Regions from separate parts of the Mus musculus genome. Here regions 2 and 3 are each linked to region 1. Evidence: chromatin loops called from intact Hi-C (ENCODE). Cell type or tissue: heart. All regions are shown on one strand.

Region 1 (5,000 bases):
GTGTTAAACATGTGCACTCCTGTAATACTAGCACTTGGGAGGCTGGGGCAGAAAGATTTCAAGTTCTGGGCCACTCTGGGCTACATATGAGACCCTCAGGGTAAAAGGGGAGGGGATATCAAACAGAGTGCTATGGCAGAGTGGGGGAAAGGTACTTAAATATGTGCTAAGTCAGAACAACTTAGAAATTCCTTGTTTGCAAGCCGCTGTTCTTGATTTTCTACACTGGGACCAAACAGCCTAGTATAAATGTGTTGATGCCAACATTACCTCCCTCATCTACCAGGTCACTAAGCTTGTCTTTTCCTGTATAGTTGCCTAAAGGGTCAAACACAGAATTACTCATATCCTACTATGAATTAGTTTAATTAGATAATAGATTCATTTCCTCCAACTCCTAATGAGATCATGGAGTGCTTAAGAGCAAAGCAGTGTATGTTAAGAGCATTTTTTAAAGGGTGGAATGCCACAGGCGACAGTTCTGAGCAGGTGGAATGGATAATTCCCGTGGGGGGGAAGGGCAAGGTGAGGTTCATGAAAAGCAGGTTCATAGCAAGAGAGTGACAAAGGCTATCTAGAATTCTACCTTGAAACTGTCCTGACTCTAGCTGGGTGATGACATGCCAATAAGTTATGGGAATAACTGGGGTAAACACATAACAGAATGAAGCTAGGCAGTGGGGCATGCCTTTTAATCCTAGCTCTCAGGAGACAGAGGCAGGCGGATATTTGTGAGTTCAAGATCAGCCTAGTCTACATATCAAGGTCCAAGTGACTTAGGGCTACACAGAAAAATCCAGTCTTGAAAAACAAGCACCCCACCCCACCCCCCAAACCAAAACAGAGATCGCAGAATGATATCACTAGATATTTCAGAGACTTGTCTTAAGAAAGGCAAGATAGGGGCTGGAGAATGGCTCAGCGGTTAAGAGCACTGACTGCTCTTCCAGAGGTCCTGAGTTCAAATCCCACAACCACATGGTGGCTCACAACCATCCATGAGATCTGATGCCCTCTTCTGGGGTTTCTGAAGACAGCTACAGTGTACTTACATATAATAAATAAGTAATTAAATAAATCTTAAAAAAAAAACAAAAAAAAATGAGCAAAAAAAAAAAGGTAAGATAAAGGATAAAGTATTTGATAACTGGATTATCTCTACCTTTATGTTTTTTTTTCAGTGTTTTTTTCAGCCATACCTTTATTCATTAATTTCTACTATCTATATGTACAAGCCTGGGGGATAGGGGAGAAAGCGAGTGTGATCAGAAACTGTCTGAATCTGTCTTCTTGCCCAGTTTGGTCCCAGCCTCATGGCTCATGTGATCCTCTCACCTGAGGCTCCTAAGTAGCTGGAGCTATAGACTCTTTGTACCATGGTGCTCTGCCTATGCCTTTCAATCTAACCATTCTCTATAGTTCTTTACTTTCTTTTCAGAGCCACAAAATTTAAAGGAAATGTAACTGTCATTCAGACAAAATTTGGTTCAACATTCAGGAGCCATGAAGAGAGAGGCCATTATTATAATGTGTGAGTCAACGCTCCTTCATAGCTTTGGACTAAAGTTAGTCCTGATGTGGAGAAACTAAGTGACAACCAAAACAACCAGAAGACTGTGGCATTAGCATGACCACAACAGACAAGAATTTGGGTTACTTGGTGCAAGACATCTTGAGGAAGGGATTAGCAAATCATAAGCATGTAATTATACCAGGGTAGGGAAGCAGCTGCTGTTCATTTGTTTTTACTAAAAACCAGGAAGTTAATTACACATAGGTGGATCTCAGGCAAGGTTTACTACATAAAAATTGCATGACACTGGACTTGATGCCTGAGTCTGTGAGCCCTATTATTATAATAATCACTTCATAGAGCTGCGTTGAGAATTATATATAAAAAAAAGTCAGATTAAAAGATCTCATCTATGCCTGGCTCACACTGTAGTTCTTTTACTTTATTTTATGTGTATAGCATGTATGTGTGTACAGCTCAGTCATTCCCGAAGCCAGAAGAGGGTTTGGCTCCCCTTGAACTTAAGCTACAACTCAGGTTAAGCCTTGAGCACCCATATGGGTGCTAGGAACGAACCTAGGTCCTCTACAAGAGCAGAAAGTGCTCTTAACTGCTCAGCCATCACTCCAGTCTCTATTATTCTTTTTCTAAATGCTCTTTAAAATAGCATAACTAAATAATGCTAGGTTCTTTTCCTCCCAGGAAATCATCTTTATGTTTCCACCTTACCTCATTCTAGGGATTAACAAATTACCAAACAAAACAAAACAAAAAAACCCAACAACAACACGTTTTTCTTAATCTTTTTACTACTACTTTTTACTGAACACACTATATTTTGTCCAAAAAGATTGTGACACTTAGTATTCAAATGACACTTTGAGATTACCTACACTTGTTTATTTAATCTCAAATATAATAAAACCTGCGTATTTACGAGGGTTGCTCAGGTTTAGCCACCTTACTTTGAGAATGGGTTCTGGTGAGTCCCCTACGGCGCTAGCCAGGAAAAGAAGATGTCAATTTCTCAAGGTAAAAAAAAATAAAATATAATAAAATGGATCTAACCTGACCACGACAAGAGGTCCTCAACTGCGCAAAGGGAAAGGAAATTGATCCAAGCGACCTGAAGGTGAAGGATCTAAGAATTGGCTAGCAAAAAAGGGAAGTGTCGTGAACAAAGTTAGAGAGGGAGCAGAAACCAAGTGAGACGGGAAACTCCGTAGGAAGAGAGGCCAAGGAGAGCCGAGTCAAGGCCATTAGAGGAAAAACAGAAAAAAAGCACTTGCGAACAGATCCGAACCCCGCTGGCCAACAGCCTCATACCTGGGCTTCCCGTTCCCGGTGGCGCCGAGCGATGACCTCACACGCAGCATCCAATCCCATCAAGCTTTAGGGAGCGAGGCGCCTCTGCCGAACAGTCACTTCCGGGCAGAGAGGCGCGGCGGGCGAGCTGGGCGTGCGCCCTTGCTTCTTGCCCTCAACTCGCATGGCGGATCCCGGGGCGCGTCGCGGGCAGGCCGGGCGAGGCGGGCGGTTCCGGCGCCCGCGCTGAGCGGCTCCGAGGGGCGGGAACCCGAGCGGCTCGCGCCATCTGCCCTCAGTGAGGCGGGGCGCGCAGCGGACGCCCCGGGGCAGGGGCGGGAGCGGTGGAGGCGCGAGCGGCTGGCGCTGAAAGGGGCGGTGAGCGAGCCGCTCGCGGCTGTAGGCGAGGCTTGGCCTCCCGCGCCGAGACGGGGCGAAGCGGCGGCGGCGGCGGCCCTCGGGCCGGCTGGTGAGGCGATGGCGGCGCCGGGCCCGGGGGCTGGGGCAGCCTCGGGCGGCGCTAGTGGTGGCGGCGCCGGTGCCGGCGGCGGCGCCAGCGCGGGCTCGGGGTCCTCCGGGGTCGGCGGCCGGTTGCCCAGCCGGGTGCTGGAGTTGGTGTTCTCCTACCTGGAGCTGTCCGAGCTGCGGAGCTGCGCCCTGGTTTGCAAGCACTGGTACCGCTGCCTCCACGGCGACGAGAACAGCGAGGTGTGGCGGAGCCTGTGCGCCCGCAGCCTAGCAGAAGAGGCTCTGCGCACGGACATCCTCTGCAACCTGCCCAGCTACAAGGCCAAGGTGAGGGAATCCCGGGGCCACGTCGAAGCTCGGCTCCTCTCCCGCCCGCCGCTCTCGGGGTTTATCTTCAAAGCTTGAGTCAGAGGTTTCACCTCAGCATCCCGCCTTCCCACGGCTTCAGCCAGTCAGGACCACTCTCACCCCTCCTCTCCATAACGATCTTTTCTTTGGATTGAAGTTCTGCTTCGTAATCCACCTCACTTTTTAAAATACTAGGTGGTTTCCCATCATTCATTTTCAGCAGTCTTTCTACTTTCGACAGTCTTTGCTCTTAAAGACAGATCACCAGCCGATACTCATGAGCATGTATTTTTTCTGGCCTCCAAGTAGACTTAAGGCATTAGTTCGTCGATGTCGCTTTAAAATAGGTCTAGTTGCTGGGATCTTTTGCGTTCACTACCCCTTTTCCTAGCTCTGATTAACAAGAACATTATTTTCACCCACGTTCTCTTAGGGCCACAATATTTCACGATTCCAAGTGATGATAAGACTAGGCATCCTGCTAATTAACTTGTAAGAAAGAGACTTTACTATTACTTCCTCTCATTGGCACCATATAACTCATCACACTGCCTTGTCCTGCTGTGATTGATAACTTTTTCATAGTTCTACTCAGGTGATGGCTCTTCTGGCATCTAATATGTTGATTCCTGTTTTGCTGGTTTTGTTGTTGTTGTTGTTCTCGCTTCTTGTGCTTTCATAACAAAATTAAAATGCTAACAAACAGGTCATGGCAAGACCAAGTATTCTCCAGCCCAAACAAACAAACAAAAGGCCTTGGGTTAAGCTCACATAGATAGATGGTAGCTCTTCAGGAGAGCAGTCATCAAAGGCATATGAAGCCGGTGTGATGGTGCATTCCTTTAATCCCTGCACGCCACAGGCAGGTGCATCTCTGAGTTCAAGGCCAGCTTGGTCTGCCTAGTGAGTTCTAGGACAGCCAGGGCTGTATAAAATGAGAGATGATAAAGTCTGACCTGGAATGTGGTAAACACTCTTTTTTTAATGCTAAATTGACAGTGAGTGTCTAAGTCATTTTTAAATGTGAAATAAATCCACTATTTCTTTTAATATACATGTATTATTGTAAATATGTGTATACACTTATGTCTGTTTTTGGAGACAGGGTCTCAATGTGTAGTTCAGGATGGTCTCCAACTTGCCAACTTTCTGTCTGTTCCTTCAGAGTGCTGGGATTATAAGATGGGTCACAGCTACTGGTATATTCTTTTATATTAAAACAAGTTTTGGTGTGATAAGAGAAGGAACACTGCTGTTGAACATGTCAATTATCAGATAGTCTTTCTTTTTTTCTGAGACAGGGTCACAATATTCAGCTCACAAGTTCTGAGTCTAAAAGTGCCACCACTCCTGGCAAAAAAATTTG
Region 2 (5,000 bases), 130 kb after region 1:
AAAATTACCATAAGATATGTTTTGTGGACTTATGAAGCCTCAGGCATCTGTCCTTCCAGGCACTGCCTCCCTTGTCGTCCCTCCCCACCCCCATTCTTCCATGAGGAGGAGGTTGTCATTCTATCAAGTCCTAATTAAGGCCAAGACAAAAGTCTTTCTGAGCCAGCAGTGAATTGCAGGACCATTTAGAACAGGCTTGAATGCTATTCAGTCTACAGCCTGTGGGTAACGGGATTGTGACCCTGCTTGGCAGGGCATGGTCTTCAGTATTTCCAGAGAAGGCACACATCTTAGACACTACCACCTTCCCCAGTGAAAAATCTCTCACATCCACCTTGCTGGTCCCAGAGCTCTCTGAAGCATGTGGTGACCTGCCTGGCTAACCACTCCTAGAGCGAGCACACTGACTGGTTTAGGGCATCTTGCTAGCTCAGTGTCGAGATCTAATCTAAGGAATGCACCACACCCACCTACAGCCGGTGGATTCTCGTGGTGTTTTAGAAGAAAGTTGTAACAACACAAACACCACCATGAAAATGATTACTCAATGGGAGACATAATGGCAAGGATAGTAGACATGGCTAAGCCTTCCTCTTTGATAATCACTACAGGCAGGTAGTACTGGAAATGATAAAACCTTGGCTGGGATGTGGCTCCCTCGGTAGGGTACTTGCCTAGCGTTCCTGAAGCCCTGGGCTCCATCCCAGCACCAAATAAAACTATTCTTACAGGTGTTGCACGCTTGCAATCCCTGCAGGAAAGAGGGCGACGGGAAGATCAGAAGGTGAAGGTTATTTTTAGCTACAAAGTGAGGTTGAGGGCAGCTCGGGGTACACAGGACTCTCTAAAAGTGGAGAGTACAGTGGAGAGCTAGAGAGATGGCTCAATGGGTAAGAGCACTTGTTGCTATTACAGAGGACTGGGTTGAGTTCCCAGTGCCCATATCTGTCAGTTCACAACTACCTGTAACTCCAGTTCCAGGTGATTTTATGTCCTCTGGAAGTACCTCACACACACACACACACACACACACACACACACACATAAATAAAAAGTAAATGAAATAAAACAGGAAAGAGAGTTGCAGGAACATCTGATGTTTTCTTAATGCACTCTTGCTTTTAATAAGAGGGGTTTGAAGAAACTGGAGAAATAAGTTATAAATTCCAGTGATCTCTAAAGACTCTTCACGGATTAGCCCCGCGTCCGACGTTCACCAAATGCTAAATCTCCTTCTGTATTTTAAAGCCCAAACCTGGCCAGTTAAGACATAGAGTCACCGGAACACTCCTGCCCCCTGGTGGCAATGCTCAGAACTGCATGGACAAGGCGGGAGGTGCTCGCGCTAGGGGGTTGGGGGGAGATAATATGTGGAAACCTTGAAAAGAAAACCACGAAATAAATGGTTAATTTTCTTTCTTCCCCGGTGCTTCCTGTCCATCAGTGTCCACTACACCCAGGAGGAAGTGTCAGAAGCCGTCCACCTACTCACAGGAATTGCAGTTCCTCTGTTTTATTTTTTATTTTTGATGCTTTAGTGAACTTGAAATGTGGAACATATCCATGTCTTCCTGTCATTAGGGGATATGATCAAAGTCCAAGCCTTGGGAGAGGTACGGAATCCAGCCAACAGCAATTTATATGAGCGGGCCTACGGGGGCATGGGCAAGTGAAGGGACAGGAAAAGAATTCAAGATTGAACAAAGCTGTAAATTGATTATTTGGGTTTAATTAAGGGGAAAAGCAGTTGGGTTTTGGAAGTTCCTCCAACCATGTTAGGTGGAAAGGAGCTTGAAGAATTAGGCTCAGGGGAAGGGCATTACAACTCCAACCCCGTTGGCAGGGCATTTCTCTTCTTTTAAAAGCCCAGTATTGGACTTGTATATGGGAATGGGAGAGGGAGGTAAATGAGGGAGGGACAGAAGTAACACAAAGAGTCTGGAGATGGGATTTAGGTAAACCGAAAGAGCGGGAGCCAAGTCTTCGCATTTAAATGGTGAAGCCCTACTCTAGCACAGTCCCTCTGCAGCTGGCTGCAGTCCTGGGACTTGCGTGTATGGTAGGTGATGGGAAGGGTTTAGAATCTGCTGTCAGTCTGCAAGTTGCTTTCGCAGTTAGCCCTGGATCCCATCCCGAAGGTTCTGGCTCCCCCCCCCCCCTTTTTTTGCTAGGGTATCCAGGTCGTATGTGATGGTTAGTCTTTGTTTTCAAGACAGGGTTTCTCTGTGTATCCCTGGCTGCCCTGGGATTCACTCTGTACACTAGGCTGACCTCGAACTCATTGAGACCTGCCTGCCTCATCTTTCCGAGTGCTGGGATTAAAGGCGTGTGCCACCACCGCTATGTATGATGGTTAGTTTTATTCGTCAATTTGACCCAATCTAGAATCGCCTAGGAAGGGAGTCTGAAGGCGGAGCTGCCTACATTAAGTTGGCCCTCAAGCATGTCTGAGGAATTTTCTTTTCTTTTTTCATTCTTTCTTTCTTTCTTTTTTTTTTTTTTTGTTTTGTTTTTGTTTTTTTTTTTTCGAGACAGGGTTTCTCTGTGTAGCCCTGGCTGTCCTGGAACTCACTTTGTAGATCAGGCTGGCCTCGAACTCAGAAATCTCAATAGAGGTGGAAAGACTCCCTTCCAATGTGGGCGGCACAGTTTCCTGGGCTGGGCGCCAGACAGTAAAGACTGGGCTGAGACGCGTACGTGGGTACACTTGTTCTGGTTGTCATGTGACCAGCTCTTGGAAGCCTCTGCCACCGGAACCTCCAGGGACTGTAGTGTAGTCTGAGGTTGTGAGCTAGAATAAACGAACCCCTTAGTTGTTTTTGTAAGGACACCTCATGGAAGGAATAGAGAGGAATCTAATCCAGTATGCCACAGCGCAGATGCTCCACCATTGATTTCGCGATGTCTTCCTGGCGGCCACGTGGGTTGTTTCCAGGGGCCCCCAGCCGTCCGAGTCCGCTTCTCACTCCTTTTCAGCTCAGGATCGTCTCGCTGGAGGAACGCAGTGCTTCCCCATTTTAGAATTGGAGCTCACTTCCTATTGAGCAAAGCTTCCTCCTGGTTTCAGTTCTTGCCGCGCCTTGCAGGAGAGAGCAATTTTTTCCACAGAAAGAAGAAGTAGATTAATCTGCCCCAGTCCTAAGTAAACACACCCATTTCCCGGATGGCCGCACTCTGCCTCACCCAGTAGTACTCAGGCCTAAGTGCTGCTTGGTTGTACTAATGCTTCTGGCAGCAGACAGGCCCCTCCCATGGAATCATTTACCACTGCATTACTGGCCCAGTGTATCCTCCAGTTTTCTGGGGTTACATGATTCTTGGTATCAACACTGCTCATTCCTCTGCATTCTAAATAGATAAATTTACCTTTGAGAATAAACCGGAACCTAGTCAGGGTTTCTCTGTGCAGCCCTGGCTGTCCTAGAATTCATTCTGTAGACGGCACTGCCTCCCAAGAGCTAGAATTAAAGGCGTGCACCACCACCTCCTGGCTCAACCCGGTCTCCATCTTAAAGTGTCTCGGTTGCTTTAGCCTACATCAGTCCTTCCTTCTGTGGAATCTCTAGTGACAATGCCTTCTACATGCTTAGTGCCTGCATAAAGGTGAACCTGGGAGCCACGATGTCCAAGGGTTGTGACTGTGGGACGGTTTGAATGGAAGGTTGGATCTGATAGAATTACGTTATTATGAGTGTTTCAGAGAGCCACAGTGGGATTGTGGTGGAGTTAACAGAATGATGGATTGTGGGTTTCCAAAACTGAAGAACAAAAGCCTAGCACAGTGGTTGGGGTGTGTGTGTGTGTGTGTGTGTGTGTGTGTGTGTGGTGGTGGGGGGCAGAGGGTGTGGTGCGGGGGGAGGGGGGAAGGACTGTTAGCAGAGTCTCAGTCCTACCCCTTGGCTCATGAATCCGAATCCCTGAGACAGGGATCTATCTGTGCTGTGATGACGAGTCTGACCATCCTCAAGATTGCAATCCACTAGCTTGAGTTAGAGGCTTGAAGGTCTTGTCTTGAGAAAGCAGTCTGTTTTGTACTCAGAAGTCTGAGAAGGTGTGAGACGGGTTGATAATGCCTCTCCCACTCTCTGCACTGGGCAAGCCCCAGAGAGATGACTTGGTGGACAGGGGACCAACTGCCAAGCTGATTCCAGTATGATTCATGAATCTGCCTGGAGGGAGGAGAGACCTGAGAGTGGTCTTCTGATGTTCTTCTCCATCCCCACTTTTAATTAAATATTTAATTAAATTAATTTAATTAAATTAATTAATTTTATCTTTATTAAAAATACAACTGAGCCGGGTGTGGTGGCACACGCCTTTAATCCCAGCACTCGGGAGGCAGAGGCAGGCAGATTTCTGAGTTTGAGGCCAGCCTGGTCTACAAAGTGAGCTCCAGGACAGCCAGGGCTATACAGAGAAACCCTATCTTGAAAAATAAATAAATAAATAAATAAATAAAAAATAAAGCTGTTACCCGTGCAAGAGCTGATGAGTATTCTATTAATTCAGGAGGTTTTTTTGTTTGTTTGTTTGGTTGGTTGGTTTTTCCTCAGGGATGACCAATCATACAGATGTGGATGTGATGCTGAGGCCAGAGCCTGTAGTGTTACAGGAGAAGGTGCCAGGCTTGGCAGCAGACAGGCAAAGGCCTAGGATTTGTAAGATGGGAAAGAAGAACTGTTGGGCCCTTCCCTATGGGATGACAGATTTTCAGCCTTGAGAATAAAATGAAGTCAGAGGAGGGAAAGAACTCCAAGGATAAAAAGTTGGGAAGCTATTGAGCATACATTTTGGGGGGTTTTGTTGTTGCTGTTTGTTTGTTTGTTTTTCTGGTTTTTTTTTTTGAGACAGGTTTCTCTGTGTAGTCCTGGTTGTCTTTGAACTCAGAGATCCACTTGCCTCTGCCTCCTGAGTGCTGGGATTACAAGCATGCACCTCCAAGCTTGGTTTGAACATAATTTTCTTCCTTTCTCTTTTCCTCTTGCTCCGGCTCCAGCTCC
Region 3 (5,000 bases), 180 kb before region 1:
AACCCCAAATTAAAAACAAAAACAAACAAGCACAAGCGAAAAACTAGCCAATTCCCTAGAGAAGTGAAGTTGAAGCAGGTTCTCTTCTAGTTCCTTCTGGTTGTGTAAAATATGTGTCAAGTACATAAGCATTAGTCCTAAAGGTGTAACTGGTCAGGCCAGAATAGTCCTCCAAACCCTCAGCAATTTCCACTTAAGAACCTTTCTGACTCTTCATTCCCTATTGTAAAGTGTACAGTGAGAAGGGTGGCTATTAGGTAGGTAACCAGATTAATACACTGTAGTGAAGTTAAAACAGCCCAGGCTAACCTAGGATTCACCATCCTCCAGCCTCAACTTCTCAAATGATAGGATATATACAACCACAGCTAGCTTTCAAATTCCTGTTACCATTGTTTTGTTTTGAGATATTCATTCTCATTCATTCTCTCTCTCTCTCTCTCTCTCTCTCTCTCTCTCTCTCTCTCTCTCTCTCTCTCTCTCTCTCTCTCCTGACTGTCCTGAAGCTTACTATGGAGAGCAGGCTGGTCTTTAAAGGTATGTTCTACCATGCCCTATCCCAGTATCTTTTTTTTTTTAATTTTTTTTAGACAAAGTCTTTCTATGCAATCCTGGCTGTCCTGATACTCCACTTGCAGTTGAGGCTGGCCTTGAGCTCAGAGATATCCCTATCTGTACCTCCCAAGTGCTGGAATAAAAGACATTTGGTACCACACCTGACCCAATACCTTTTTAATAGCAATCCTATTTACTTGTAGACTCTCCAACCATAAAGATTGAATAGAATATGAAGATCTATCTCTCCCTACTTCTATTTTATTCTTAGCAAACTGTTTTCTGGGTTTGCAGTTTTGCTCTTAAACTGTGTTATCCTCAAAGTTTCTCCTTCCTCAATGCCTATTCCTGGCAGTTTCTCCACAACAAACGCCTATATCCTTATTGCTTCTATAACTATCACCATCCCTATTTCAATATAGCTTTTGGCTCTCCCAACAAAAATTGTGTTTTAGTCCTCAATCATAACTAGCTATCTTGATTACGGTCAAATAGCTTTCTCCAGTTAAGGCCATCTGTTGGAGCCTGTGGCCAGCACAGGTCCCAGTTCCTAACTCACTCTACACTTACTTCTCTGCAGTTCCTTAATCATAGAATCATTACAGAAAGAAAAACCTCAAATAATCCAAACCCACTACTTCTCAAACTAAAAAAGCAACAACAGCAAAAAGCTAGACATGGTGGCATGCACCTTTAATCTTGAGGCAGAGGCCAGGAGTCTCTGTGAGTTCAAGGCCACCCTGGTCTAGATGGTTCCAGGTCAGTGGCTATACATAGTGAGATCCTGTATTAATGCCTCAGAGCCAGCACTGGTGAGGCAGAAATAGGCAGATCTCTGAGTTCAAGGCCAGCCCGGTCTACAGAGGGAGTTCCAGGACAACCAGGGCTACATAGAGACACCTTGACTTGAAGAAACAAACTCACAAGCAAGAGCAAAGAAACAAAACCAAAACACTTTAAGTCCACCAAAATTTTTAAGCCCAACTGAAAATACTTGTCTCAGCCTCCTGGGTGTCTGAATTCTAGTTGTGTATCACCACACCCAGTTTTCAAACTTTAGCTCGTTTACTGCATACGTAGTAAGATGTAGGAAGCTAACTTTATAGCATCATTGCAAACACACCTGAAACCTATTTTATAAATCCTTACTATGTGAACACAGCGGGGATTTCTATTGTAGACCAGTTGTCTGTATTTAGTTAGTTGCCATCCAACTAAACTGTCTTCACAGCCCAATAGTAAACTGGGACTCAGAGTTGGGTGGCATAATCCAACTCTGAACTTTCCGCTTACTGACGAAGACACTAGCTCAGTGGTGAACTAAGTTTCTCACCCACGGAAGTTTGCCCGTAAAATTCAAACTCTGGTCTGGTCTCACACCAGTGCGGTTTCTTCGTAAGACCTGTGCCGGGTGGGTCCCTCGCTCATTCACTCACACTTTGTACACAAACACAAGTGCAAAGCACCACCCCCAATTCCTGATCTTACATTCTCCTCCAAGTCAGCCCTCAAAGTCGCTGCTTGTCGGTGAGCGCGCCCTCGCAGCCGCTGCTTCATGGTCCCTCGGATCAATCCCCTCAGTCACTATCCATCGATCAGTCAGTCCCCGGGTAGTCACTGCTGCATACTTACTCGGTCATGGTCCCGTCGCAGCCTCTGCCTCGTGCTCTCCGAGGTCAGAGTCCCTCGCATTTACTGCTCCGGGGGTCACAGACCCCTCACAAGCGGCCACCCCTGGGTCACAGTCCTCTTGGCTGTCATTGTACCTCGGTCACAGTAGCCTCCTGCTTCACACTTTCCCTAGCTGTCACTGGCCCACTCTTCAGTCGCAGCCCCCTCACGCTCCCAGCCCGCCTTTGTCCTCGCAAAGCACCCACTACCCGGAGTTTCCTTACCTCAACTCCTCCAGGCTCCGGTCCCCCTCGGATCCCTTCCCCGCGCCGCGTCACCGACTAGCGAAGTCAAATGGGTTGCGGGGAGACGCCCGGGAAACATCTGACCGGACTGCGGACCGGAAGTCCCGCCTCCCGCCCGCCCTCTTGTCAATGCCACCTCCGCATTCCTGAAAACCACAACCTGACAGAGTAGTTCCGCTTCCAGAGGGGCCGGGCGCGTGGGGTGACTGAGCCGAAGCGCTGGAGGCAGGCGCGGGGTCGGCGGGCTCGGAATTCCGGATGTGTGGCGCCTCCTGCCGCCGGTCTCCCGGCGTCCCCTGCGCCCGCTGCCCCTCGCCTTCTCCGCAGGGCTGGGGCTCCGATGTCCGACCTCCCCGAGGACTTCGAGCCCGCCGGCTCGGTCAGGCGAGCTCGGGTCTGAGCTCATCCTCTGTCTGCCAGTTATTCGGACCTGGGTTGACTCATCAGAAAACGAGCCTAGAAATCGACCCGGGAAGTAGTGGAGCAGGAGTAGAGGCGAGGGCAAAAATGCACAGACAAGGAGGCTGTAGTCTAGGGAACGAACTTCCTACGGTGAGCTTTTGGGGGATTTTGTTTGGCCGAGTCCCCCCCCCCCACACACACACACACACAACACACTTCTAAGATTTTGTGTGTCCACGGAGGCCATAAATGGGGTGACATGTCTTGGAGCTAGAGTTAACGGGCCTTTGTGAATACCTGGGTGCTGGGACCTGAACTCTAGTGGGTTTTGTTTTTTTTGGTTTTTTGGTTTTTTGTTTTTTGTTTTTTGTTTTTTTTTTTTTCGTTTTTTCGAGACAGGGTTTCTCTGTGTAGCCCTGGCTGTCCTGGAACTCACTCTGTAGACCAGGCTGGCCTCGAACTCAGAAATCCACCTGCCTGTGCCTCCCCAGTGCTGGGATTAAAGGCGTGCACCACCACTGCCGGGCTAATTCTAGTCTTAATTGAACAGTAAGTGCTTTTAACTCTTAACCACTGAACTCTCTCTCCAGACTTTTTGAGGGGAATTAAAAGTAACTATCAGACATGGCCTTTACTGTTGCCGAGACTGGCCTGGACCTTACTATTTGTCCCATGCCGGCCTTGAATTTGCAGTGGACCTCCTGCCTCAGACTCTAGAGTGCGGTCATTAGCCGCCACACCCTGTGCAATTCTGTAGCTGTAAGGCAAGTGGGAAGAAAACTCTACAGGAGAAAGATGGGGGGGGTGGGGGTAGACTTTTATGTATTTGTTTGCATTTTTTACTTGAAGATAACTGAGAGGAAAGAGGATGGGTGAACTTGTGCATCTGCTGAGGTGCTTCTAAGGAGAAAAATGATTAAAAGCTAGCACACACACTTAAGTTCAAATAGGTATTTGGACTTGGCAGATAAAATGCCCCCAAAAAAGGACTTCGTAGCTGGAGGAGACACCAAGGGCCTCTCTGGGGAAGATGGGCATCACAAAGGTAGTAGTTTAGACTGTAGCTAACATAGAAACCTAGGAATCTTTTTATGGTGGTGGTTATTTTCTAGACAGGGTGTCTCTGTATAGAGCAGGCTAATGTATAATTCACAGAGATCCACCTGCTTCTGCCTCTTGGGTGCTGGGATTAAAGGCGTGTGACAGCACCACCTGGCTGAAACTCCTTGCTCTACTTTCATGTACACTTGAAATTTCTCAGACCCTGTCACTAAACAAAAGGGATATACCTTTAAGCAGTGAGCTGTGTAAACCATAGGGTAGTCAGCCAATAGCTGAGCACAAATAACAGGCCAGAAGAAACGAAAGCAACAGTACAAAGAAAGTAAGTTTTTATAATGGTGCAAAATTTGAAATTAGCCCCTTGATAAGGAAAGGTCAAAATTCAAATGGTATAACCTAATGATATAAATGCAGCTATTATGAAAGTCATAAAAACTATTCATGACATAAGGGGTGAAAACACACAATTTATTTTATAAATATTTTTTTACATCTTATAAGGAACAATGAATAGAAAATATACCCAAGTATCTAGTCATCTGACATATTAAAATGAATTTTCCCCTTTTTCTCTATATTTTCCAAATGTAGAAAGGGCAGAGATAACATAATAAAATCAAGCCATTTAAACATATACAACTTAACAGATTTTAGGTACCAAAGTGCCAACTTGTTTTTATTTGGTCAGGAAATTTAACAATATAAAAAAGTTAAGGTTCCTTGAAGTCACACTTCCCAACGATTCAATAGTAGAAACACCCAAATGCTGCCACCACACAGAATAAGCTGTCCTACAATGAAAAAGACAGAAAACAGAAATCCGCAGGGTTAGTGCTAATGAGAAAGTAGGCCAAGCTGGCCACTGAAACTGACACACACTAGATCCTTGTCAATTTTCTTTTTTCCCTTTGTCTTCAGGGAATCTAGCTATGTAACACAAAAGGCTTCAAACTTGGAATGGTCTTCCTGCCTCAGCCTCCCACGTGTAGGGATTGCAGGTGTGACCCTCTATATCCTGCCAACTTACTTTGCTCAGGGTTTCAGTTAGGTCCTGAGCCCATACAG

What was found. A loop is a pair of places that touch in the nucleus more often than their neighbours do. Peaks named below come from ENCODE experiments on the same cell type or tissue, not always from the same donor. Only the 100,000 strongest peaks of a DNase experiment are listed, where the experiment ranks them.
Region 2: a loop joins it to region 1, with 4 times the contacts of the local background. A loop is called at or near these places in 8 of 42 quality-filtered maps.
Region 3: a loop joins it to region 1, with 9 times the contacts of the local background. A loop is called at or near these places in 2 of 42 quality-filtered maps.

What each region holds. Positions count from the first base shown.
Region 1 is chr16:32,245,107-32,250,106 of GRCm38, reverse strand. Fbxo45 (F-box protein 45) reads left to right here and starts at 3,082. Exons shown (of 3, transcript NM_173439.2): 1 at 3,082-3,613. The coding sequence starts at 3,296. It overlaps Wdr53 (WD repeat domain 53), which reads right to left and starts at 2,880. Exons shown (of 3, transcript NM_001185162.1): 1 at 2,840-2,880. In heart, no CTCF peak of the experiment used is centred here; a DNase peak (open chromatin) is centred at 2,966; H3K4me3 peaks cover 3,110 bases; H3K27ac peaks cover 1,696 bases.
Region 2 is chr16:32,111,789-32,116,788 of GRCm38, reverse strand. No RefSeq gene overlaps it. Among named protein-coding and RNA genes, the nearest start is that of Cep19, 14 kb to the right of the region's middle. In heart, no CTCF peak of the experiment used is centred here; DNase peaks (open chromatin) are centred at 1,298, 2,718 and 3,068; H3K4me3 peaks cover 323 bases.
Region 3 is chr16:32,428,482-32,433,481 of GRCm38, reverse strand. It overlaps Tctex1d2 (Tctex1 domain containing 2), which reads right to left. Exons shown (of 5, transcript NM_025329.4): 5 at 4,383-4,726. The coding sequence ends at 4,679. It overlaps Pcyt1a (phosphate cytidylyltransferase 1, choline, alpha isoform), which reads right to left and starts at 2,561. Exons shown (of 9, transcript NM_009981.4): 1 at 2,451-2,561. In heart, a CTCF peak has its summit at 2,727; a DNase peak (open chromatin) is centred at 2,601; H3K4me3 peaks cover 2,569 bases; H3K27ac peaks cover 2,030 bases.